3 separate regions of the Mus musculus genome follow, and all the other regions are linked to region 1. The links are chromatin loops, found by intact Hi-C in ENCODE. Cell type or tissue: gastrocnemius. All regions are shown on one strand.

What was found. A loop is a pair of places that touch in the nucleus more often than their neighbours do. Peaks named below come from ENCODE experiments on the same cell type or tissue, not always from the same donor. Only the 100,000 strongest peaks of a DNase experiment are listed, where the experiment ranks them.
Region 2: a loop joins it to region 1, with 4 times the contacts of the local background. A loop is called at or near these places in 18 of 42 quality-filtered maps.
Region 3: it touches region 1 in a loop (2.0-fold over the local background); 17 of 42 quality-filtered maps call a loop at or near these places.

What each region holds. Positions count from the first base shown.
Region 1 is chr3:108,057,840-108,065,839 of GRCm38, forward strand. No RefSeq gene overlaps it. Among named protein-coding and RNA genes, the nearest start is that of Gstm4, 17 kb to the left of the region's middle. In gastrocnemius, a CTCF peak has its summit at 3,881; DNase peaks (open chromatin) are centred at 3,832 and 5,019; H3K4me3 peaks cover 263 bases.
Region 2 is chr3:107,936,417-107,944,416 of GRCm38, forward strand. It overlaps Gstm6 (glutathione S-transferase, mu 6), which reads right to left and starts at 7,318. Exons shown (of 8, transcript NM_008184.4): 1 at 7,182-7,318; 2 at 6,829-6,904; 3 at 6,286-6,350; 4 at 5,917-5,998; 5 at 5,717-5,817; 6 at 4,773-4,868; 7 at 4,577-4,687; 8 at 2,431-2,900. The coding sequence starts at 7,217. The coding sequence ends at 2,811. In gastrocnemius, CTCF peaks have their summits at 3,147 and 7,485 (motif pointing left); DNase peaks (open chromatin) are centred at 3,156, 4,372, 4,558, 5,020 and 1 more place; H3K4me3 peaks cover 327 bases; H3K27ac peaks cover 1,347 bases.
Region 3 is chr3:107,693,389-107,701,388 of GRCm38, forward strand. It overlaps Ahcyl1 (S-adenosylhomocysteine hydrolase-like 1), which reads right to left and starts at 3,172. Exons shown (of 17, transcript NM_145542.4): 1 at 2,770-3,172. The coding sequence starts at 2,889. It overlaps Gm40121 (a long non-coding RNA gene), which reads left to right and starts at 2,837. Exons shown (of 3, transcript XR_003954675.1): 1 at 2,837-3,341. In gastrocnemius, a CTCF peak has its summit at 3,372 (motif pointing right); a DNase peak (open chromatin) is centred at 3,254; H3K4me3 peaks cover 2,755 bases; H3K27ac peaks cover 2,615 bases.

The DNA.
Region 1 (8,000 bases):
GGCATATTGGTTCTACCCACTCAAGAATTGTAAGTAAAAAATAAAAGCTTTCTTCCTAAAGCTACTCCGATCGGGGTGTTTTATCACAGCAATAAAAAAGTGAAGCATCCTCTTGGCCCACTGATGCTCTCCCCATCCCCTCCGCTAACCTACACAGGTTAACCTCACCTTAAACCCCAACATGTGGGAAGAGAGGCAAACAGAACTCTGTGGGTTCCAGACCAGCCAGGGCCACACGGTGAGGATGCTCCTCAGAAACAAAAGCAAAGTGATCACGTTGTCATTAACACTTCTATTTACCTCATCCCTCCTTCTTAACAAATTCAATCCAAAAATAATATCAAAGCTTGTCATAGAATCCCTGATCTACACTTGTGGTTCTTCCTGGAATTACTTTTTGAGTCTTCCACCTGTGAGCCCTGCTCTATTCTGCTTGCTGATTCGATTTACCCAGGTTGCCATTCAGCATTTATATGGACAATATTTCCCCACTTCATAAATCCTGGTACCAACCTCTGCCTCAAAGACCACGGAAAAGAGGGGAGGTGTGGTGGCTAGATTGAAAATGGTCCCGGTAGGCTCATGTATTTGAATACTTGTCTCCTGCACTCCGTGGCAGTATCTGGGAAGGTTACAGTCTGGGTAGGAGGTGGAGCCTTGCTGGAAGGAATCAGTCAGTCATAGGAGCAGGTTTTGTGTTTAGAGCCTTGCCTGACTTAACAGCTACAAAAGAAGCACCCCCCCCCCACGACCCTACTACACCTCAATAGTCAACTTGAGGAAGCCAGAGACTTGAATTCAGTGACCAGGTTCCCTTGGTCCCTTCTCTACTTTCCTTTTCCTATAAAGCCATTCCTCTATTTCTTTTTTATAGAAACAACAAAAAGGCTGGAGACATCAGACCACAGACCCTGTAGCTCCCTCCTCTTTGTCTCAGAAGTGAGGCCAGGCCTCCTCAGCCACTGCATAGGCAGACATTCTGTATCCCTCACTCTAAACAAACAACTCGGTATCCCCTGTACACACACACACACACACACACACACACACACACCTGCCACCTTGAAACAGGTTTGATTTATGGCTGTACTCTTCAACCCTAGGGAAAATTCTAAAATAAGGCATTTTTATCTCTTACTCTGTCTCTCTCTCTCCTCTCTAGTCCTCCTGTTGTTGTCTTACTCTTTTTCTTCTCCTCCTCATCCTTCTTCTTAAGATGTATTTATTTATTTAATATATGTGAGTGCCCTGTCTGCATACACCATAAGAGGGCATCAGATCTCATTACAGATGGTTGTGAGCCACCATGTGGTTGCTGGAAATTGAACTCAGGACCACTGGAAGAGCAGCCAGTACTCTTAACTTCTGAGCCATCTCTCCAGCCCCACTTTCTCTTTCTTGAGAAAGGTTTCAAAGGGGAGCTTCTTGAATTAGTTACTTTTTGTTGCTATAATCAAATACCATGACCAAAAGGCAACTTGTGGATGAACGAGTTTATTTTCGGCATTTGGTTGTGGAAGGAGCTGGGGTTTAAGGTGAGTACCGCCACCCATGGCAGAACAAATGGCAGAGGAACGATGACAGCAAGCAACAGGAAATAGAGAGAGGACATCTTCAAGTGCAAGCATGGGGCACAGAAAAGCAAATTCAAAGTGGAGCAAGGCTCTAAACACAAAACCTGCTCCTATGACTGACTGATTCCTTCCAGCAAGGCTCCACCTCCTACCCAGACTGTAACCTTCCCAGATAGTGGCCATGAAGCTGCTGCCCAGCCAAAGAAATCTGTTTTTGAACTTGTCAGGGGAACCCCAGGAAATGCAGGATTGGACCTCTGTTCTACCACCCACACAGTATTAACTCCAGAAATGGGAGTTCAAACTCTGCCTACAGGAGTTTTTGGACTTCTACCTGCAGAAACTTGTGGTTTTCTTTTAGGACGAAGCGGTTCTATTGTAAAAGGTCTGCAGATTTATCCAGGTGTTATAGATAATGACTATTAGGGAGAAATTAAAATCATGGCTGCTTCCCCTCGTGGGGTTCTAACTGTACCTGCCCACCAGAGAACTGCTCAACTTGTCTCAGCTCCTTCACATCCGCTACCGTCCAGATTTGTTGAGAATGAGAGATGACAAGGTGGCTTTGGCTCCCCTGCTGTGCTTGATTCTTGGCTAAAGTGTGGGCCACTCTCGGGCTTTGCTGAACCAGCAGATAAAGTCTTAGCCATTTTTATCTTCCAACATGAAACACAGAACATTCAGTCATTCAGACAACGAAACAAAGCACACATGAATTGACACATGAACGGATTGGTGCACCAGACATTAGACAACACAAAGAGGGCAGAGAACTTCTGCTGTAGGGACCAGAGAGAATAACACAGGGTGTCCCCCGATTTCTCTCTGTCTCTGGGAGAGTTTCAAAATCCAATTTCCTTTATTTTATTTTATTTTATTTTATTTTATTTTATTTTATTATTTTAAACCCCATTCCTCTCCCCTGATGCAGTCCTTGACTACAGACAACTGCCTGATTCAAAGTTTTTAGTCCCACACATGTTTCGCTGCCAAACCCTAAGTGGAATCAGTGCCGGGTCAGCACTGTTCCAACTTAGCCAGTATCCTATCGCACCTCCAGCAACACTTTAAAAAATGAAGTTTAAAACCAGCGCTAGCATAAATACCTGTTGCTCACTGTGCCCAATACGATCTTCTTTTTCTTCCCTTCTCTTGGAGCTCCACACAAGACAGCGGTCCCTCAGTGTTTTCCCGCCGTTTCCAGGCCCCTGGTTCGGGAGCCAATCTGTAGTAGGAGGCCAGCCCGTGACCTACATGAACTGAGTATTTCTGGAAGGCAGGCTGGGCCTTGATCAGAGAAACATTTGTCTTGGCTTCATTCTTTTCTCACCGTCTAGTCTCTCTCTCTTTCAGCCCCAGCCTGCCTTCCAGAAATACCCCGTTCATGTAGGCCTCGGGCTGTTCTCCTACTACAATTTATGTGTAGGTATGTGTATCTGTGTACATGCATGTTGGTACCTGCAGAGGTCAGAGGGGTGTCGTTAGATCCCATGGAGCCAGAACTGAAATCAGGTCCTCTGGAAGAACAGCAAATGCCCTTAGCCGCTGAGCCATCTCTCCAGCCCCTTCAGTCTGATTTTTAACACCACACAAGCCTGCTGACTTGAATTTGATCCCAAGAACCCACATAAAAATAAAAAGAGAAAACTGGCGTCCATAAAGTTGTCTTCTGGCTTCCATATATATTCTGTGGCATGTGCGTGCCCACCTGTACACAATATAATAAAAATTTGGTTTTTTTAAAGACTTCATTAAGATATTTAGATGAATACAGTTATAAAGCTGGATGCACACAAGTCCTAACTACAGTGATATGTATTTATACTTTTATGCTTCTTGATTTTATTTTATAAACACAATTGATCTGCTCACAATAGTTAAACCCACAAGACGGGTATTAGTGTTTATAGTTATGAGGGGCAGATGAAGTCCTGAGTGAATGTCTATTATTGACAAGGGTCCCAGCTCCTCAGACACATGGGAGCTGGGCAGACTTCCTGTCCATTTGCAAATGCTGATATCGTGTACAGGGAGCGTGGACTGCAACTTCCTCCTCTTAGATGTTTACAACCCCGGATTCCCTTCAGAAACCTGCCACTGGGGCTAGAGCTAACCACAGACCTACTGGGTCAACAAGTGAAACAGGAAAACATTGACAACCCAAAGTGACTAGACGTCCTGATCACCAGTCAACCCGGCTGCAAATTGAAGTAACTAGTATGCTTTAGAGATTTAAATCCCCACGAGGTTTCTTGAATTAACAATTCCTACAGTGACCCCTATTGTCCAAAATGTGCAACTACAAGGCAGTGGCCTTAAGGTTCTTTTAGCCCACTCTATGGAAGAACTGTCTTCAATCAGCAAACACCACACAGCCATATATTTTTCTTTAACAAAAGTCGCTTTCAGTTCCGTGAGCTATCACACCCAGAGCTATCTTCCCAAGGAACCCACCTTTTTCCTCATTCCTACAAAGATGGCATGGGTGAAGAACAGCCATGGGTTTGCACATAATACAAAGGCCCAGCAAGGTTCATGGGGACAGAATGTGACAGAGGAGAGGGGACAAGCCATACACCAAGATTCCCTGCAGTGGGGTCCCTGGGGATACGTTGATGTGAATATGCAAAACGTGGCCATCTGGGAACACCTCCAGCTGTACAGATACTCAACTTCTGACAAGCGACTGGACTGGAGTGGTGTGGGAACAGGAGCAGCTGGACCATCAGCCAATATAGGCTCACGTAGGAGGCTGTCTGCAGCTTCCACGCCCAGCCAGGTAGCAACCTCAGGCACAAGAGCCAGTAGTGGGGCAGCGGCGGCAGCAGCAGTTAGATAAATTTATGGTCAAGATAAATTGCATATATTTTATAACATATATATTGCATATATATAATTATCAAAGAATAAATTTAAAACATATTTTTTAAGAACCAGAGGTATCATTGATAACTCAGCTGAATCTGGAAGGCCTTGGGGACCCCAGGCCAAGGCCACCACAAGAATAAAACAAGTTGTTATCTAACAAGAGCCTCTCTTGGCCATTGCATCTGAAGGTCAAGTTTCCCTACAGGCAGCAGTGTCAGCCATGGAGGGAAAACCTTCCGAATGCACAAAGGCACTGAACTGTAGAGTAGCCTGTCTCTGATCAGGGCCACATTGATACAGAAAAAGAGGTAATGCAAGACTGACTCCTGCTTCTCAAAGCCATGGCTTCAACCTCCGGCTCCCCAAAGTGCTCCTGATTGACGTTTTTGCAAATGCTCTGCTTGGTATTTTGAGTCTTTATTGCACCTTGTTCAATCCTAGGTCAGACGGAGTCGGTTCCAGGATTGGCCATCTCTAGAGGCCCAGCTGAGGATGCGGCGTGTGAGGCCTCATCTCCAGGATGGGCATCATCTCCTTGCCAGTGTGGCAACGTCTAACAAACCCATCCAACCTGGGCCCTCTGCCAGCACTGCCAAGGCTCTGCTCCTCTTCTCTCCTCCCCATGTCTGTGTGCACAGGAGCCTCTGACTCCAAGCTCTGAGGGAAGAATCGCAAAGAGCAGCTAACTGCAGAAGAAGTGTCTCCTAGACCTTCTCAGGAGACAGGGTTGCCTGGTGACGAGATGGGCAGCAGAAGGCAGAGAGACCAGAGGGTAGCTCCAAGACCCACACATGACCCACACACACGATGGGAAAACCTCAAAGAAGAGACCAGAGAAGCAGCCTGGGAGAAGTGACTGCTGGGTAGCAGAGGCTCAAGATTTGGAGGACCAGGGAAACAGTTTGATGCAGTAGAAGAGTAAAGAAAGGAGGAAATTGTGTGTGTGTGTGTGTGTGTGTGTGTGTGTGTGTGTGTGTGTTCGGGTGTGTGTTCATGTGTGTGTTCGTGTGTGTGCACATGCGCGCCTGTGTGTATGTGAGACCTATTTATTGAAAAGTTATTCTAAATCAAGCAGTGGTGGAATGCACCTTTAATTCCTAGCACTAAGGAGACTGAAGCAGGAGGATCTCTGGGTTTGAGACCAGCCTGGTCTACGGATCAGCCAGGGATACACAGAGAAACCCTGCATAGAAAAACGGTTATGGGCTGGTGAGATGGCTCAGTGGGTAAGAGCACCCGACTGCTCTTCCGAAGGTCCAGAGTTCAAATCCCAGCAACCACATGGTGGCTCACAACCATCTGTAACAAGATCTGACTCCCTCTTCTGGTGTGTCTGAAGACAGCTACAGTGTACTTACATATAATAATAAATAAATCTTAAAAAAATGATAATATTTGAAATGAAAAAGAAAAAAAAAAAAGAAAAACGGTTATTCTGGTGGCATCCACAGACGAAGGAAGTGTCAAATTGATTAATAAAAGAAACAGAATAATATAAAATAATTTACCCTGGGTGACCCCTGGCAGAGAAACACAGAAGAAAATACAGCTTACCAAGCAGGACAGACAAGTCAGACTCTAGTGACAGACCAGTGGGTTGTGGGTTCTCCTGCTTTGTCACAACCTGTAAGCACCTCCCCACACCAGCTGAGCATCACTGCATCTCAACGTGAAACTCAGATGTTCCAAGTTAACGTCACCTGCAAAACTCCAGAGGTTTCTAGAACACTAGAGGTGGTACGCCACAGTGGCTCAGATTGGAATCTGGAGTCAAATGAGAATTGGAAAGCCTGGCTCTCACATCACAACACTGAGCAACCAGAAAATCCCTTAATCTGCAGATTAGACAATCCACCTGTGCTACCTCTGCCCACTGCTGGTTTCATTACTCAGAAGAGAAGGCTGTGCACCTTGCCTGGGCAGCAGAGTAATGCTGTCCCTAGACAGAGAGGGACAGCTAGCCCTGAGGACAGAGCAAGAGAGAGCTAGCCCTGCCACTCATCTGCCGTGAGGTAGATGTCCTCCACTCACTCACCCCCTCACTACCTGCAGCAGTTGATATAACTGGCCCCGGGATCATGAGAGTATGTAAGCTGGCCCTACCTCTTGCCTGCTGCAGCACTCATGAGATGGAGCCCTGCACCTCACCTGACCAGCACAATAGATCTGGCTCTGGTGGAGGGGGCTCAGATGAGCTAGCCCAGGGGGTGAGAGTGTGGGAGAGCTGGCCCCACCACTCATCAGCCTTGTAGTGGTGTGGTGTGGTGGTGGTGGTGGGGTGATGCCCTCCCCGCTTCACCTGCAGTAGTCCAGAGAGCTCGTCCTGGGTCATAAGAGTTGAGAGAGCTAGCTAGCCCTGTCCCCTCACTGGCTATAGCACTCAGGAGAGTGAGTCCTGCACTTTGCCTAGGCAACACAGTGGAGCTGGTTCTATGGTGAAGGCATTGGCTGAGCTAGCCCTGGGGGTGTGAGAGCAGGAGAACTGGCCCAGCCCCTCCCAGGCTGCAGCACTTGGGAGAGTGAGCCCCTGCACCTTGACGGGACAGCACAGTGGAGCTGGCTTTGGAGATGTGGGCATGTCTGATCTGGTTCCAAGGGCATGAGAGCAAAAGAGCTGATCCTGCCTCCTGCAGACGGAGGCACGAGGTGGCCTAGCTGGAGCAGTGCTGGACAGCTTGTCCCGGTGTGCAGATAAGGGAGAGCTGGTCTGCCATCCAGACCCAAATCCAGGGCTCTAAGTTGGCCTACCCCAAATCTGTATCATCTGCAAATGGTTGGGATTTGTGATGGGGCCGGTCCTGCTGATCCAGGGCTGCAGGATCTCCATGACCCAGGGCAACAACAGGAAAACTGGGAGGAGTCGCAGGGAGGATACAGTATTGATGATGTCACAGAAGCCAGAGACCTCGAACCAGACCAATGACTCATTGTATTGAACATTCACAAGGGAAGACGTGAGAACAGAGGGATATACTGTGGGGCACTATAGATTCCACAATGAGTGTGTGTGTGCACACGCAGTGGGAGAAGATTGCAAGGGCGAAGGGTAGATATGAGGGGACAGGGAGATGAGCAGGACTGAGCAGGGTACATGTCGTGAACCTCACAAGGAATCAATAAAAAGTTTTTAAAAATCCAAAGCCAAGAAAGAGAGAGAGAGAGAGAGAGAGAGATCCACCTGTGAACTGTGGCTAATAAAAGAGATCCTATCGAGTGAGCTGTGAGGATCTGAAAATGAAACAATCCAGGAAAAGAACATGATAAATAGAATGTTGGCTGGCTGGTGTGGGCTGGGAGCGCTGAGCCCTGGGAGGGGACAGTGTGCCTGAGTCTCCACTGTCACTCCCAAAGCATCTCCTAAGACCCACGATCACGGGGGCTCCCCCAGGGTGCTCAGGGCCACCGCTGCGGTGACAGTAGGAACAGAGAAGGAGGAGATCCTGGGAGCTAAGAGACACTGGGAGCCTGCCTTCAAAAGTGTGCCCTTCCGTGTTGATGTCCTTGGCCTTCACTGCTGCCGAGGGCTATGATGGAGTCTGTGGCCCATGCAGCAGCAGA
Region 2 (8,000 bases), 120 kb before region 1:
AATCAGTCTCTGCCATACACCTTGACAATCATAATATTCTGCCTAAGCACATGAGACCACACACACATATATACATATACACATAGTGTGTAAGTGTGTGTGTGTGTGCGCGCGCGTGCACGCTCGCGTGCGCATGTGTGCCTGGGTTTGCTTGCATGTGGAGGGCAGCAGTTGATATCAGGTGTCTTCCTCAAGCTCTCTCTTCCTTACTTTTTGAGACAAGATCTCTCACTGAGCCAGGCTCTCATTGGTTTAGCTAAGCTGTCTATAGAGTAAGTTCAGAGAGTTTCCATTGCCCCAGCTCAGGGATAATAAATTCATATCACAACACTTGGCTTGATCTATGCAAAGGACTAAACTCGTGTGTTTGCGCTTGCATGGCACACAAGTACTTTATAGACTGAGTCACATCCGCATCTTTTCCTGGTTCTTTTTAGTACTTCTGTTGGCTGTCAAACGCCATGTGAATGAATCCAAACATGCACACTCAGCTAGGAACTATTGAAACGTATTGGGAAGTATTTTTCTAACTTCTGATATAGAATGATACTAGTATTAGTCTGGTTTAATATTTCTGCCTACTTAACCTTTATATACTTCTATTAACTTACCTTTTTCCTGATTTTTTGTTGCATTTATGTCTAAGTTGGTGTTTAATAAAGGTCAGTGTCTTAGTCAGGGTTTCTATTCCTGCACAAACATCATGACCAAGAAGCAAGTTGGGAAGGAATGGGTTTATTCAGCTTACACTTCCACACTGCTGTTCATCACCAAGGAAGTCAGGACAGGAACTCACACAGGGTAGGAACTTGGAGGCAGGAGCTGATGCAGAAACCATGGAGAAGTGCTGCTTACTGCCTTGCTTCCCCTGGCTTGCTCAGCTTGCTTTCTTATAGAACCCAGGACTACCAGGCCAGGGATGGCACCACCCACAATGGGTCCTTCCCCCTTGATCACTAATTGAGAAAATGTCTTATGGCTGGATCTCATGGAGGCATTTCCTCAAGGGAGGCTCCTTTCTCTGTGATAACTCCAGCTCCTGACAAGTTGACACACAAAGCCAGCCAGTAGAGTCAGCATAAAGGATTTTGATCTTACCAGATTAATAAACATTTCTCATCTATGAATGTTTATCTTATAAGCTTTTCATTTTAATTAATCATTTATTTCACAGTGACCCGCACATCTGCCTATGAGTGCTTACTTCTTAACTGCTGTAACAGGCAGCAGCTGAGACTTGGCGTAAGGACAATGCCCAGCAGGGCCATCCTCCAACATGTTCCAAGTTACAGGTAGGTCTCACAAGAAGTGGTTGACAAAGGCTAGAATCCATGATCTAGCCTCCATCAAAGGATGCTTCTTCAATGAATCTAGCTCCTTTGTGGGTGACCTGACAGCACCAATCACACCCTGCTGCTCTGGGGCCTAGGGAAGTAGATCTGCCCATCTCCAACCATTCACTGGCAGCTGCACCTCTTAACTGCTTAGGTGAGCGAGGGCTTCTGGGTCAGACTACAACACCTCCACATGAAAAACCTCCTGTGGCCCATTCTATGTTTTCTCAGGAAGCATGGTTATTTCCAGAGTCCTTACGCCAAACACTGGCACAAGCATCTCCAAAAGCAGATGTTCACAATTTCCCAAACGTTAACTTGCCAGACACTGCCAGATGTATCAACACAGCCAGAATCTCCCCTCGATGAGCTGATGATTGAGTTTTTTGAAAATTCCTACAACGCAATCACCGACAGTAGGGAATGCTTATAGTAAACCATCTTGAAAAGAGAGAAAGATGGCTTCCAGGTGAGGGTAGATGTAAAACCTGGTGACTGTTCACCCTCTGCCCATCAGCCTAGCACCTCTCGGAAGCAAGACTCACAGGTGAGCATGGCCAACGGAGGGACTGCATGCACACTGCAGGATGACCACACTGCAGGATGATCACACTGCAGGATGACCACACAGCTTGATGATGACTGAGAATTCTGGTATAGAAGACACACCCACCTATAAGAACCCCAGGTGAACACTGCCAGGGCACATCATGATTTCTCTCTTTTTAAAAAGATTGTGTGTGTGTGTGTGTGTGTGTGTGTGTGTGTGTGTGTGTGTGTATGTGTGTGTGTGTGTGTGTAAGCCCAAGCAGGCAGTAGAGAGCATCAGATTCCCTGGAGTTGTGATTATAGGCCCATTGTGAGCCACCATGTGGGTGGCGGGAACCAAATCCAGGCCCAAAACAAGAAAGGAAGTGCTCTGAAAAGTTCAGCCATATTTGCAGCCCCTGTGCGTGGTCATACATCCTGACTACCTGAGAGTCCACCCCATGTTCCCATCACCTATTCATCCTTGTGAACCACAGAACAAAGACCACACAGCCACATTCATGTAGTCACTCCTGAGAATTCTAGGTAATACGACAGGACACAGAGCTAGTATGGATAACACTTTACTAGAGCTCACACAAGACTGGGCCTTCCCACTCTGGAGATGGAGCCTGCATACTGGGGAGTATGGATCTTTGGGCTAAGCTGCTCAAAGTGCAGTGAAAGATTGTCTGGTTAGAAACATGGCAGAAAGAAACAAGGGAAGCAAAGGACTTTGCTGAGGACAGGGAGCTGACATTGGAGGCTTGAGTGAAAGGGGAGACAAGGAGTTCTTGTAGAGGGAAAGTTAATGAAAAGACAGAGGGAAAAAAATGGGAAGATTGATGAAGAGAAGTTACTGGAAGCTAGCTGTGGCCCGGTCAGTGTTCACGGTGACAGGCACACTGATAGATCTTCCCCACCAACACCGGCACTCCATGCATGGTCTTACTCATTGCCCCACGTGGCCTGTTTTAAGTACACAGGACTTGGAAGGAAGCGGCTGGTCTTCATATAGGCAGAGATCTTCCTCAGGCCCTGCAGGTGAGAAGGAGAAACCAGGACCTCAGCTCTGCAAACCCACTCCAGGACCAGCCAAGAGACTTTAAAATCCAGAAGGAGAAAACCCACCCCACCACCCTGCAAAAGCAGCCCCACCATCACACCAATCAGCTGAGGTAGCAGAGGTTAAGAAACTTCCTCAGTCTCCCATGGCTAAGAGGGTCAGCCCAGCACTGTGGCTGCCACTCTGCTCCCTGTGCACTCCCTCCTGCCTCCCATAGGGGGCACTGTCACTCCTGGCTACAATGACATGCCTGTACTTAAAAGAAGCAAGGATCCAGAAAACCGAAAGGGTTGAGAACTGGCCTGTGTGGTTTGGAAGAGAGTCCAGGAGCCACCCAGTGACTCAGCAAACCCTGAGTGTATGCAGAGAAGGCCGAAGAGACTGCAGAGCATGAGTGGCCAGCTCCAGATGTTCACCAGAAGCTAACACGTCTCCACTTGAGCCCTAAGCACAATCCCACTGAGCCCCTACCAATCTCATCTCTAGCTCTGATGCAGTGGAGTGTGATACAGGACACCTTGTCAGAGAGTGCACAGGTCATTTCCAAAGATCAAGAGAGAGCCAGAGCTACCAGTCCCCAACAAGCCACAGCCATCTGTGTTCAGAACAAGGGCCTCTGCACTCCCCTCCTCAGCTATACCAGCTCGTGCACACTCACAAGGCCACTCCATGTGGATCACAACCGCAGTGATGAGAGCTAACTAAAAAAAGACATGCATCTCTTAATGGCAAGTGGGAAAGGAGAAGTGCTTCTAGGCCGAGATCTGTTGCTATGGCAATGCCTTGAACATACAAAAATGAAAAAAAGTACATCTTGTTGGTGTCAAACCAGAGAGTTCAGGGTGGATCATGGTTAACTGCGAGGTGAGAGCCAGGCAGCCATTAATATCACAGGCATCTCATGGTCTGTTGTGCCCCCCACCTACCGGCTTCACTCAGTCCTGGGATGGAGGGACAGTTTTACACGTCCAGCTGGGCCCGATACAGAGGGAAATTCCAAAGCATCTCAGTAAGGACAAAGTACGACCTCACTTCATAGGGGACACAATGGGAGCTGGAGGAATGGCGGGAGGAAAAAGCACACCCACCAAAAGAACTCAAGATGAAGTCTTCCACAGGAGCAGCCCTGAGTCACAGTACTTCACAGGTCAGCCACAGGACTGACAACACCAATCAAATATTACCATGGAGTATGTCTTGGTCCTGCACATCAGTCTGCCTTTCTCTCAGCCTAACGGTTGCAGGAACAAACACATTCTTCACATAATCTGCATACTGCAGGTCCTGGGCCGGAAACCCAAGCTGTTTAAAGGCCTGACTTTCTTTTTGGCACAAATCAGGAAGAGACACTGAATGTTGCTCTTAGAAGCCAAAAGCAGTTGGGAGCCCAGAACAGCCTCTACTCGTGCTAGGATGCTGAGCAAGTAGCTTACCCTACACAGTCTCGTGTTCCTTATCTGTTCATCGTGACAGCTAATTCTACCCAGGTTGCCTGCGTGTGGCAATGACAAATTGACTCCGCAGATCTAGAAGGCTGAACATGGGTCCTGGCAGAAAGTCAGTGCTCAATAGATCAGAACTAGGGAAGCAACCTGGAAAGGGGGAAGGGAAGTAGGGCATCCAAGAGGAAGCAGGACCAGGGCATCACCTCAAAGCGGGCCATGAAGTCCTTCAGGTTTGGGAAGGCGTCCAGGCACGTGGGTTCAAACATTCGATGCTGATCAAGGACATCATAGACGAGGAAGTCTGCAAAGGTGATCTGCAGGAAGTGAGGCTCAGTGAGGTGGGATCCGGATGCCTGGGAAGAATGGCAGCTCCTCCTGCCCACCTGCTACCCTCTCTACCTTGTCCCCTGCAAACCATGGCTGCTTCCCCAGGAACTCCGAGTAGAGTTTCAGCTGATCTGGGAGGCCCTTCAAGAACTCTGGCTTCCGTTTCTCCTGAAGCAGAAAATAATAGCTGTCATAACCCTCATGCAGGCCCTGTGGGAGAAAGTGTGGCTTTGCCCAGCTGTGCAAAGGAACAGGCATCTTCCTAATTCTGGGCATGTGCCATTTAACGCTTCACCACTTTAATAATCAGACTCTCGATTGGTAGCAGGCTTCATCTCTCAGGGGTGCCTGGAATGGAAATGCCAATCTGTCCCTGAATCTGTCATGACTGATGTCTAGCTCAGCACTGCCTTCCAGGGTAGTGCCTTCCAGACAGGTTCTGAACAGAACAGTCCAGTGGAAGAAGGAAAGCCAAGTATTTAACAATCTCAAGAGAAGAGACTACGTGATTTCAAAGAGGGATCTCAAAGAATAGAATCAGTTGAACAGCATAGGGTGTTGAAAGAGACAGTGGTTCTCTAGCTGACCGTGAGCTCCAGCAAGAGGCCCCGAGTTTTGCTACCACTAAGAACTCAGCTCTGAGAAATCTGTTGGGTAGATTTCTAAATACCCATGACCTTTTTCCCCTCTGGTTTTCATCTGTGAACCCCAGGGACAAGGTGGCTCATGGCAGTGGTCAAGGTCAAAGTTGAAAAGAATTGAACATATGAATTTGCTGTGTAGGAAATGAATTTGCAGCCCTTGGTATCATAACAATACCGCAAAACTTCTTGGAAACGGTATGTTGTACTTGTTAACAAAATGGGGGTGGGGCAAGAACTGTTGGCTGGATAGGAGAGCTTGATAAATCAGTATGGGTGGGTTCACATTCCAAAGAGGACATGCATGGAACTGAACACAGGCCCTTCCTTGACTCCTGCTGCAAACCCTGTCTATACCACACAGTGCAGACTCACAAAGTCAGCGCTGTAGCAAAGCATGCCCATCTGAATTCGAGTGTCCATGACCTGTTTCTCCAAAATGTCCACACGGATCCTCTCCTCCTCTGTCTCTCCACCTGCAGCACACACAGCCCAGACTCACTCTCAGCAGCCCACCCTTGCCAAGACCAGGGTAGGTGGCCATGGTCCCCCACCCTGCAGCCAGCCCCACTCACACAGGTTGTGCTTCCGGCCAAGGTAGCGCAGGATGGCATTGCTCTGGGTGACCTTGTGTGACCCATCAATTAAGTAGGGCAGCTGGATGGACAAGCAGGGAAGGTCAGATGGGATATGAGGTCCCTCCATCCCTTCCCTGGGTGAGAGAAGACACAGGGCCTGGCACTCAGTGTGCCTGCCGTGGGAAGCCCTCCATGGGCACAGTGTGCACTGAATGAGAGAGCTGGGACACAGCCCATCACAGAACACTGTGCAGCCAGCAGGGATGGAGCAGGAGAGCAGAAACACTGATCCTAAACCCTCAGCCAGGCCAGGAGATGAGGTGAGATCACCATGTCTTCCCCAAACTTCCCCTTCACAGCACCTACATTGGGAAAGTCCAGGTCCAGCTTGAACTTGTCATTCAGCCACTGGCTTCTGTCATAGTCAGGAGCTGTGGTGGACAAGAGGATGTGAAAAGGACGTCACGACGTCTAAGCCCCCTTCACAAGAAGTCAAAGGCAGGACCCCTTGTGCAAGGAATATGCAGTCTGACCCAGTAAGTCTTTCCAACCAAAGCTGCACACTTGAATAGCACAGCTATGTAGTGAGTAAAAGCCAATCCAAGCCCAGGAGCTATTGAATGGCTATAGGCCTTTCAATGACTAACTAAGGCTTACAAAAGCACTAGGCCTGCAGTGCCTGTAGTGGGCAAACCTCACCCAATTACAGTCAGAATAGGGCCAGCATGTTACAACCATGATTCTATATTGACAACCAAAGCTGCACCCTCAAGGAAGTTTCTGGAAGGGATAAGCTCTGGGTTTGCCTGAAGGAGATCCACAAAGCTAAGAAACAGAGAGATAGATAGAAGCTGCTGGGCACCAGTGGACAGAAGTTGGGGAAGAGTGTGACCAGAAGAATGTCATTACCGTCCCCCATGGCGTATCTCTTCTCTTCATAGCCTGTTTCTGTGTATTCCAGGAGCAGGCGGATGGCGTGACCCAGCTGTGAGAGATAGTGGGTAACATAAGTCCGTTAGTGAAATCCTTCACCACCTCTAGGGACGCCTTTACACCTTTCACTAAGAAGAGAGGAAGGGAGGCGGGGGAGAGGGAGAAAGGCAGGGACAGAGTTTGGACTGGGGGGTGTGGCTCTGACAGAGAGGGGGAGGGGGGGTCAAGGAAAACCCGATGGGAATCTTCTTCGTGGAACCAAGCCTGTAGTCCCGCTTTGTGTTCTGACCCTGGGCCCTTCCCGCCTAGCAGCCCAACCTCCCACTCACTCCACGGATATCCCAATAACCCAGAGTCACGGGCATGATTGCTATTCCAGCCTCGAAGACTGTGCAGTCAGTCACTGGTCGGGAAAGACTCTGTAATGCTCAGCTGATGAGTCTGAGAACAGGTCCGGAGCTGCTCTGCCCCTCCCCAAAGGAACCAACCGTGGAACCATAAAGCCCAACCCACTGTAACAAGTAAAAGCCAATCTAATTCCAGGAGCTATCATCCGAAGGCGGGTCTGAGCTTTCAGATACCGAAGGCAGTGATTGATTGGCAGGCCTGCTTCCATCTGCCCCCTGCTGGATTCTCAGGAAGTTGGCAGTATCCCTGGAGACAGGCCAGCTAGGACCTGTTCTGCCCATCTCCTTTCCTGGTAGATCAGTTTTTCACACCTAGACTCTGGGAATCTGGGCTCAGATCTCAACATATGCATAAAAAGGCATTGCTTCAACCTGAGAGTCTGTTCTTGTACTCATGCTGGAAACAAGGGTTCTGCCAGTCTGACAAACTCCAGACTTCATTGTCCATACAACCTGGAGGTACAGGAGCAGTGAAATGGGAATGACCCAGGACAGGGCCAAACAGAAAAGCAAGCAGTCTCTGTATTTCTCTTGGGGGATCTGAGGCTGTCTCAATTCCTTTCTTATTGCTGTGACAAACACCATGATCAAGGCAGCTTGCATGGCCATCATGGTGAGGAACACAGTAGCAGGGGAGCAGGCAGGCATGGGGCTAGAGCAGTAGCTGAGAGCTCGCATCTATCTGACTCACAAGCAGGAGGCAGGGGAGAGAGAGAAGGAGGGAGGGATGGAGGGAGGGAA
Region 3 (8,000 bases), 360 kb before region 1:
CCCTCCATAAATTAATATATGAAAATATTTTAAGGAGGGAGTAAAATATACTTTAAAAAATTACTGTTACTATCTTAAGTTCCAAATATCTCTGGCATCACCTGTTCCAAACAACAGACATTTATTAGGCAAATGCAGAAACTGAGGCACAAGAGTTATTCACTTAGGGGGATACCAATTAATAGTTGGCTTTCTGACTGCCAAATATTCAAGTCTTAAATCAAACCAACAAGCCCTGTAATATATAGTACTGGAGTAGACATCCAATATAAAACTGGCTATCATTTTAGTTAGAGAATAAGATATGCTTTTGCTTGAATGGGCATATAATATACTGTACCTCAAACAAAGCAAACAATAATTAAAAACTGGCAAGACAAGCATACTAGAAGCTGACTTGATGGAGAAGCTTTAAAGTCACCTATGGCCCCAGGAATGCCCTCAATTCCAGCGAGAGCTCAGTAATGGGAATGATCCAAAGATTACCTGGTCTACAGTCGAGCTGGGATCCTTTGGGATGACGGACTACATCATTTTAAAGAGACCTTTTCCTCACACTATTCAGTACCATGCCACCTGCACCCTCACCTTTTCTATACTTCATCACATTATCACCACATGGAAGAGGCTCAACAGTGACCTAAGTCAGAATATCGAGGAACTGAAATCCTGAGAGGGAATAAAAAACCAAAACCAGAGTACCCAGAATTTACTACATGACCTTGACTAGTCCTTAACTGGTCCATTAACTAAGTAAATGCTTCTTATCATCATCATTAAGGGAAGGTAATTAGTCATCATAATACATCTTAATACAAGTACAACGTACATACCACACAATAAAGCTCAAAGAACAAGATGAATAACATGAGGACACATACATTAGCAAATGGAAATTTACAACAGGGTCTTCCCACACGCCTGGCAGGACTTGCTTATTTTAGTTAATGGAATATGAGTCTCTAAAGTCATTAGCACTTGGCTTCACAATAATACTCATTTGTGATATTCCTTTCAGACAGAGGAAAAGGGATATTTACTGCTGTTGGCATTCAGCATCTCAGTTACTGGTTAGCCAGATTGCCAATTAATAATTGAGTACTACATTCAAGGGACAAAACTAGGCTCCATAACTAGGCTCCATAGATACAATGGTAACCAAGAGTCCTGGCCTCCAGGAGTTTACAATGTATAATACAGATTTTGGCTTATCAATATTGACTTGCAAGAATATAGTTACACTGAAAGAAAAAAATAAGGAACAATAAAAATGACTAAGACTCTCTGGAGTACCTAGACAAAAGAAGGTGGGCTTATGACAAGAGATAAGAGTCAGGGGGTTAGTCTATCAGTGTTTCCAATTCTCCACTTAACTCATCTGAGGTACTGCACGTATGCATTTTGCTTGTAAGAACTCTAACTTTGTATTCAAATAGTGCAGATTGCAAAAGGTCACTTCTCTAACAAAGCAGTTGGGGAATGAGAGCACTAAAAATGAGGTCAACTGGATCCCTTAGGATGGAGGGACCTTCTATAAACCTTTCAAAGGTGTTATTGGTGACATTCTCAATTTTGTGAGAAAACAGAGCTAAAGCACACAGCAATGACTTTTTTTTTTTTCCCCAAGACCAGTCAATTAGTTTCCTGGAGGAAAATAAATAAAGCCCTCTCAGGCACTGAGAGCAGCTTAACTAGTTCCAGTACAGGAGCCTTGGGGATTAACTGCTCTGCAAACCTTGCTCAGCTGAATCTATATCATCCTTGAACCCTACAAATACTGTAGGCAGGATTGATTGTGAAGAGACTTTATACAAGAGGAAACTATTTCAGAAAGGTCACCTCCTTGTTCCACTGCTAATTGGGTACCAGGTTAGAGGAAGGGTCAGCAAAGGTTCGACAGAAAGCACTGGAGACCCCGACCCTACCACTGAGAGAGCTAGTTAGACTCAGCCCTCCATAGATCACCTTTTCCAAGAGCCATAGAAGGATGTCCTTTGAGCTCAACCCCCAGCACAATAGGCTGAACTTGTAAGTGCAGTAAAGAATGAGCAATCATTTCTTCCCACCCACCTCCCCAACCCACCCAAGCTCCTTTCTGGAGGGATGTCTAAGTGATCTATTCACATGACTGCGATCAACCTGCATCCATGACAGTGTCTACTGTCACCAACCTCTAAATTTTCCTTTCTCACATACTTCCTAGCAGGTGGAAGACTGCACGGCGATTACCATTTTGCCTTTCCATCTCTTGTTGCTTTTAGAACCGTCAGCTGCATAAACCAGTTCATACGATTCTTTCCTCTTGCCTCTAAGCGATCACGCAGTTGTTGGTCGAACGGCCAATTCTCCCCCAAGAAGATGCTTTGAAAAAGAGCTGCCTGATTTCCCCCACTCACCTGAGGGGAAATTTCCTGCACAACCTCATCCCCTGGACAGGTCACAGGGGTCAGCTGAGTCGCTCACCCCCTCCCAATCTCGTCTTCAAGGCCCTCCATCCAGGAAAAGTCAGTCGCGAATTTAAGGCCTGGCCCTGTCGGGCTTCAGTAAGATCCAGGAGGACTCCGGCCGAGGGACAAAGAAAAGCGAGGTCAGAGCGGCCTCTTTGGCTCCAGCTAGGCCCATCGCCGCTCACCGGCCACCCACTACATCGTGTCAATGGTCCTGAGCACCCCAAACCCTAGCCCTAAGTCCCGAACTACCCGAGTCCGGGCCCGGGGCTTGCTCGCGCCCCTTCCTCGAGGGCCCTCGCCGCCACCCAGAGCCCCGCACCTTCTTGGGAGCCTTGGTGACCGTGGCCATGAAGGAGTACTTCTCGGCGTCCTCGATCTCCTTGGCCTGTTTCAGCTCCTCCCCGACACCGGGCAGCGGCATCGCGTCAGGCATCGACATCCCCCGGCCGGCCCGGCCCGCGGCTAACCCGCCGCCCCCGCCTCTTTCCCTCACGGGCGCCCGCCCGTCCGCGCGGCGCCCTCGGCCACGCGCTCGCCCGCCTTCCCGCCAGGCCCCGCGCCGAGCTGCTTGGGCTTCCGAAGGGCTGGGACCCGCGCGCGCGCGCCTCGTCGGCTCCGAGACCGGAGCCTGCCGGACAGCGACGGCGGCCACAGAACCAGAAGCAACAGCACGCAGCTCCGACCTGCCCGCGCAGCCACCTCCGCCACACGCAAGCACGCACGCAAAGTAAGGGTAGAGGGCGGAGACGCCACGTCAAGTACTGGCAGCCCCAAGGAGAGGGGGGCGGAAAGAGGCGGGGACAAATGGCGCGCTCTGGTGACGTCAACATGCTGGGCCGGGCCGCAGGAATCGCCCCTCCTTTCCTGCGCCTCGGTGATGAACGTCCCAGGGTGAGTAGTTGAACCTTGTCTGCCGCCAGGTGGTGCCATCAGCCCTATTGAGCCGAGTGTGACTCCTATAAAGATGCCACAAGACTAAGGGTCTTTGGACTACCAACTCCCCAGGAAACCTCAGCATGGGGAGGTGGCAGAGCATCGGGGATCGGGAAGATGGCATATCAAGAGCGATGCTTGGGAGCATAAACCAGAGTCCCACCGGACACATTTTACCCGGCCCTTTTTGGGAAAATTCAGTGTTAGAGACAGCCTACTCCCGGCCCACACCCTGGGCCCTTTGGGCCAGAAGTCCATTTCCAGGGGACAGTGTTTGCTTTTTTACTTCACAGGGGTGCAGAACAAGCTGAGAGCAGTCTGGTTTCTACACAACCCTTTATGACCTCCATCACCATCTCCTCCTGGGCCTTGTCTGTTTACAAGACCTTCAGGCTGCAGTGCTGATGTGAAGAGGTCATTAAGATAAGGTTGATGGGTTGGTCAGAGGGCAGAGAACAGGGCAGATTGAGAAAAAGTCCCAGCCAAATGGGTTCTCCTGCTCCATGCTCTCTAGGCAGTAGGCTCTCCCTGCCAGCTCCACTCTCAGTGAGTGTAGTGCAGAACGTTCAGTTTGGACTCGCACAGTTTCTGGATTCTACTGTGTACAGCCCCCGTATAAAGGCCCTGGGATGGTAGAGGTGCATGTGGCATATTTATGTTTTCCAAGAACCCATCCATTTGGGAAGGGAAAGCCTATTCGTAAGCTGGGGTCAACTGCGGTATCTTATCCTTTGAGAGTCATTCAAATGACATTGGCTCCAATTCCTATGTCCTGTGGAAAGTACAATGTTGTCCCCAGGATTTCTGTGAATTACTGAGGGGACTTAGGTTTTCATGGTCATCTCTGGCTCTAGTTTGCTGCCTCATCTGAAACATTACTCACTATTCCAGTCTTACAACTGTTTCTTTAGCTCTTGTAGTCACATCAGCCCCTTTCTCTTTCCAACTCTTACTCCTAAACCACAAAAAATGAGGCTATAACATGTAGCAGAACTTTTAATGAAGGTTTGTTGGTCAAAGGGGAGAGGTTACATCACATAGCAAACAGTCTACAATTACATTTCTGAAATGTTCCAAAAAGAGATTTCAGCCATCTATCTCACCATTGGGATTTCTCAATGACCACAATCTCCCTCAAAGCTCTCTAGTATACTCCGCATCTAGCTGTTTCCTGTGGCTCCTTTTTCATTCCTTTGCTTCACTCTTCTCTCTTGGGTGGACTCTGAGAAGCCAGATTCTTCCCCACTATGCTGAGAATAAGTCCTCCTGAGAGCCTTTCCACTAAATCCTCTCTAAGCTCATTCTTTTATATCCAGCACCTCACTGGGTTCTGGGTTGTTTGTGAGAGGGTCTCACTATGTAACCCAGGCTGGCTTTGATCTCTTATCCTGTGCCACCATTCCTGACCTTACCAGGTTTTAAAGACTCAACTTTATCAAGAAAAAAGGTGGTCTTAAAAGACACCAGCCCTACCCCAATACTGATTTGTGCTCAAGGTTGGGGAAGGTGTGAAATAGTTATTTCTGGACCCACTGAATTCTTCCTATAAGAAGCCTGTGGATGTTTGAAGAGGGCTGTTGAAGTACCTAGAAGGATTGCTATGTCTTAAAATGTTAGTGTTCTCTCATGTGCTCACTGTTCAGAGCAGTCAGACTTCTCTCCTTGGGAATTCTATGGCCACAGAGGGCAGAGAGATGAAACCAGAGTAGTAAGCACATCCACACAGGGCCAGGCGGCCACTCTCTCCTTAGAGCTGGGGCCTGCAACCACAACTGGCCCACTCGGGAGCTTTCATCTTTTTTATTTTGTCCACACTGTTATTGGAGCCCCATAGATTCAATTCACCTGAGTCTTTAGAAATCAGCTAAGAAACTCTAAGTCTCCTGAATTAAAAAAAAATATATGTGTCTTGAGACAAATTATTTTTAACAAGCTCTAGTGTATCTATATTTTGGATTTGACTTTTTTAAAGCAGTTTTTCTTCAGGTGCTTTGTACTTTCTCTGGGCATTTTAGCTTCGCTGTGAGCTTCCTGGAGATTGAAGAGTACATCTCTCATACTCCTTCAGAGTCAGGAGACAGAGGATTGTCCACAGGACCAGACCTAGAGGGAATACAACTTTATTGAGTGGCTTAGGTCGAGATGGAGACCAGCAAGTGACTCCACTTACCAGTGTGCCTTATTGGACAGGAGGCTGGTGGTTTGCTCTTGCAGGAGATGGACAAGGATGCTTAATCTAAAGGTGGAAAAGGCACCCCTGTGATACTAGAGAGGCAATAGGAACCAGTCCAAGGTCATAGCATTGTTGAAAAACAGCCACTGTAGAAGGCCCTGGTGGCCACCATGCTCCCCAGGTAGAGGCTGGAAATCAAAGTGCTTACCCAGCCAGGGAGTGTGACAGCATACCATCCATGAGAAACACTGTATGCTGCCTACCTCATGCCCAATCCCAAGACAGCCTCACGTGGTTCAACTGGAAACTGCCACTTCTGGATGCCAAGAAATGGCTTGTTTTTGCCTGTTCCCTCACCTGACACTACCTCTACCAGCAAGCAAGCTAATTCCTCAGGACACCACAAAGGCATCCAGACTAGAGACCCATCCCTGGGCCAGTGTTTGTGAAGAGGAGGGATCTAAGGGTAATGCTACTTGTTGTATGTGGTGGTAGAAAGTTTTCCAAAGGTCTGGAGATCAAAGAGAATCCTGCCCGAGAAAGGAGTGGTGGAAGGACAAAGGTGAATGAGAAGATCACATGACTAAAAGTGTAATAGTGTTGCAGTGTCTCACATGGGATTGTTATGATTAGTCAAATATACTTAGTCTACCCCAAAATTAATCGTATTCTTTATTTATAAAACAAAGTCATATACAGTGCGTGATGATCTGGCCAATGCTAGGTACTATACACCAGTGGTCCATGGGAGTATTATGGAGTCACATATGGGAGCACACACTTGTCATCCAAATAGTCAGGAGACTGAGACAGGAGGATTGCCAAGACTTCAAGACCAGTCTGAGCTACAGTGTGAGTCTGAGGCTAGCCTGGGATATGTAGTGAGACCTTGTCTCAACAAAGACAACACCACCAAAACTTTCCTGGTTAGATTTATGTCAAGTTGATACAAGCTGGAGCTATCTGGGCGTGGAATCTCAACTAAGCAAATGCCTCTATCAGACTGTCTGTCATATGTCTGTGGGAGCATTTTCTTGACTGATGGTGAGCAAGTAATGGGGAACAAACCAGGAAGCAGCACTCCATAGCCTGTGCTTAAGTTCCTGCCCCTGGGTTGCTTTATAATGGTTTACATGATCTTCTGCCTTGAGCTGCTTTATAATGGGCTGCGATCAGGACATGTAAGCTGAAATCCTTTCCTCTAAAAATTACCTTTTGGTCATGTTCTTTATTACAATAGAAAGAAAACCGAGACTAAAATCAAAAACAAAGATTTTAAAACAAAATATTCCTACAATCCCGTGACAAAGCTATTGTAGTGTTTTAGCACTACACATTCCTCATTTTCATGGTGGTAACTATATAAGCCTACCTTTTGATATGTTTAAGTTTTTACCATTGTACTACAACCACCTGCAGTATATGCTGTATATCCAGATGCAATGGGTGTAGTATATACATTGTATACCAGGTTATATGACCTATGAATACACAAAGGTATACTGTATGGTGTTCACAGTGTTGAACCTGCCCGGTGATACAGTTCTCTGTAACCCTAGGTTTACTAGGGTTAAGTTTCATCACTGCACTGAATGCTTGAGATATACTAGGAACAGTGCTAGATGTGGCTTGAGAGACTAATAAGATGGAGACACTGGCTTCTAGCTGGGTACAGGTTCTGTAGGTCTCAGCAGATGAACAAAAGGGACTTCACAGACCGAGATGCTACATGTGCTGTCTTGATAGTAAACAGTTGGCTAAGGTTGAGAACAGAATCCAGGAAAGGCAGACAATCAAGACAGCTTGGTGTGCCCTGGGAGCTGTCACTATTTTAGTGTGTTTAGGGAATGGAGGTACAGTAGAACAGAGTAAAGGCTGAAGCTAGAGACAGATGGAATACAGCCTGTTGCAACATGGTGGGTAGTGCTGGCAATCACCAATTTGGAAAACAAAGGAGAAAAAGCAATCCTTCATAGAGAGGCTGATGAGATATGGGATCAGCTTGAAACATGTTGAGTTTAATGTGTTTGCAGAGAGCGCTGTTCCTGAGTCTTAGGGAAGCCTTGTTTGTGCCTCTGTACTCCCATCTAGCCTGCCATCTTACCTAAGAAATATTATACTTGTTCTGTAGGCCTTTTCCCTCTTGTCAACAAGCCTCACTTTATGGACCTGTGGTGGTTTGAATATGCTTGGCCCATAGGGGGTGGTACTGTTAGGAAGTATGGTCTTGTTGGAGGCAGTGTGCCAATGTGGTGGTGAATTTGAAGCCCCACCCACTGCAGAAGAATCAGTCTTTCCCTGGATACAGTAGAACTCTCAGTTCCTCCTACACCTTGTCTGCCTAGACACTGCCATGCTTCCTGCCTTCATGATAATGGACTGAACCTCTGAACCTGTAAAGCAGCCCCAATTAAATGTTGTCCTTATAGGAATTGCCTTGGTCA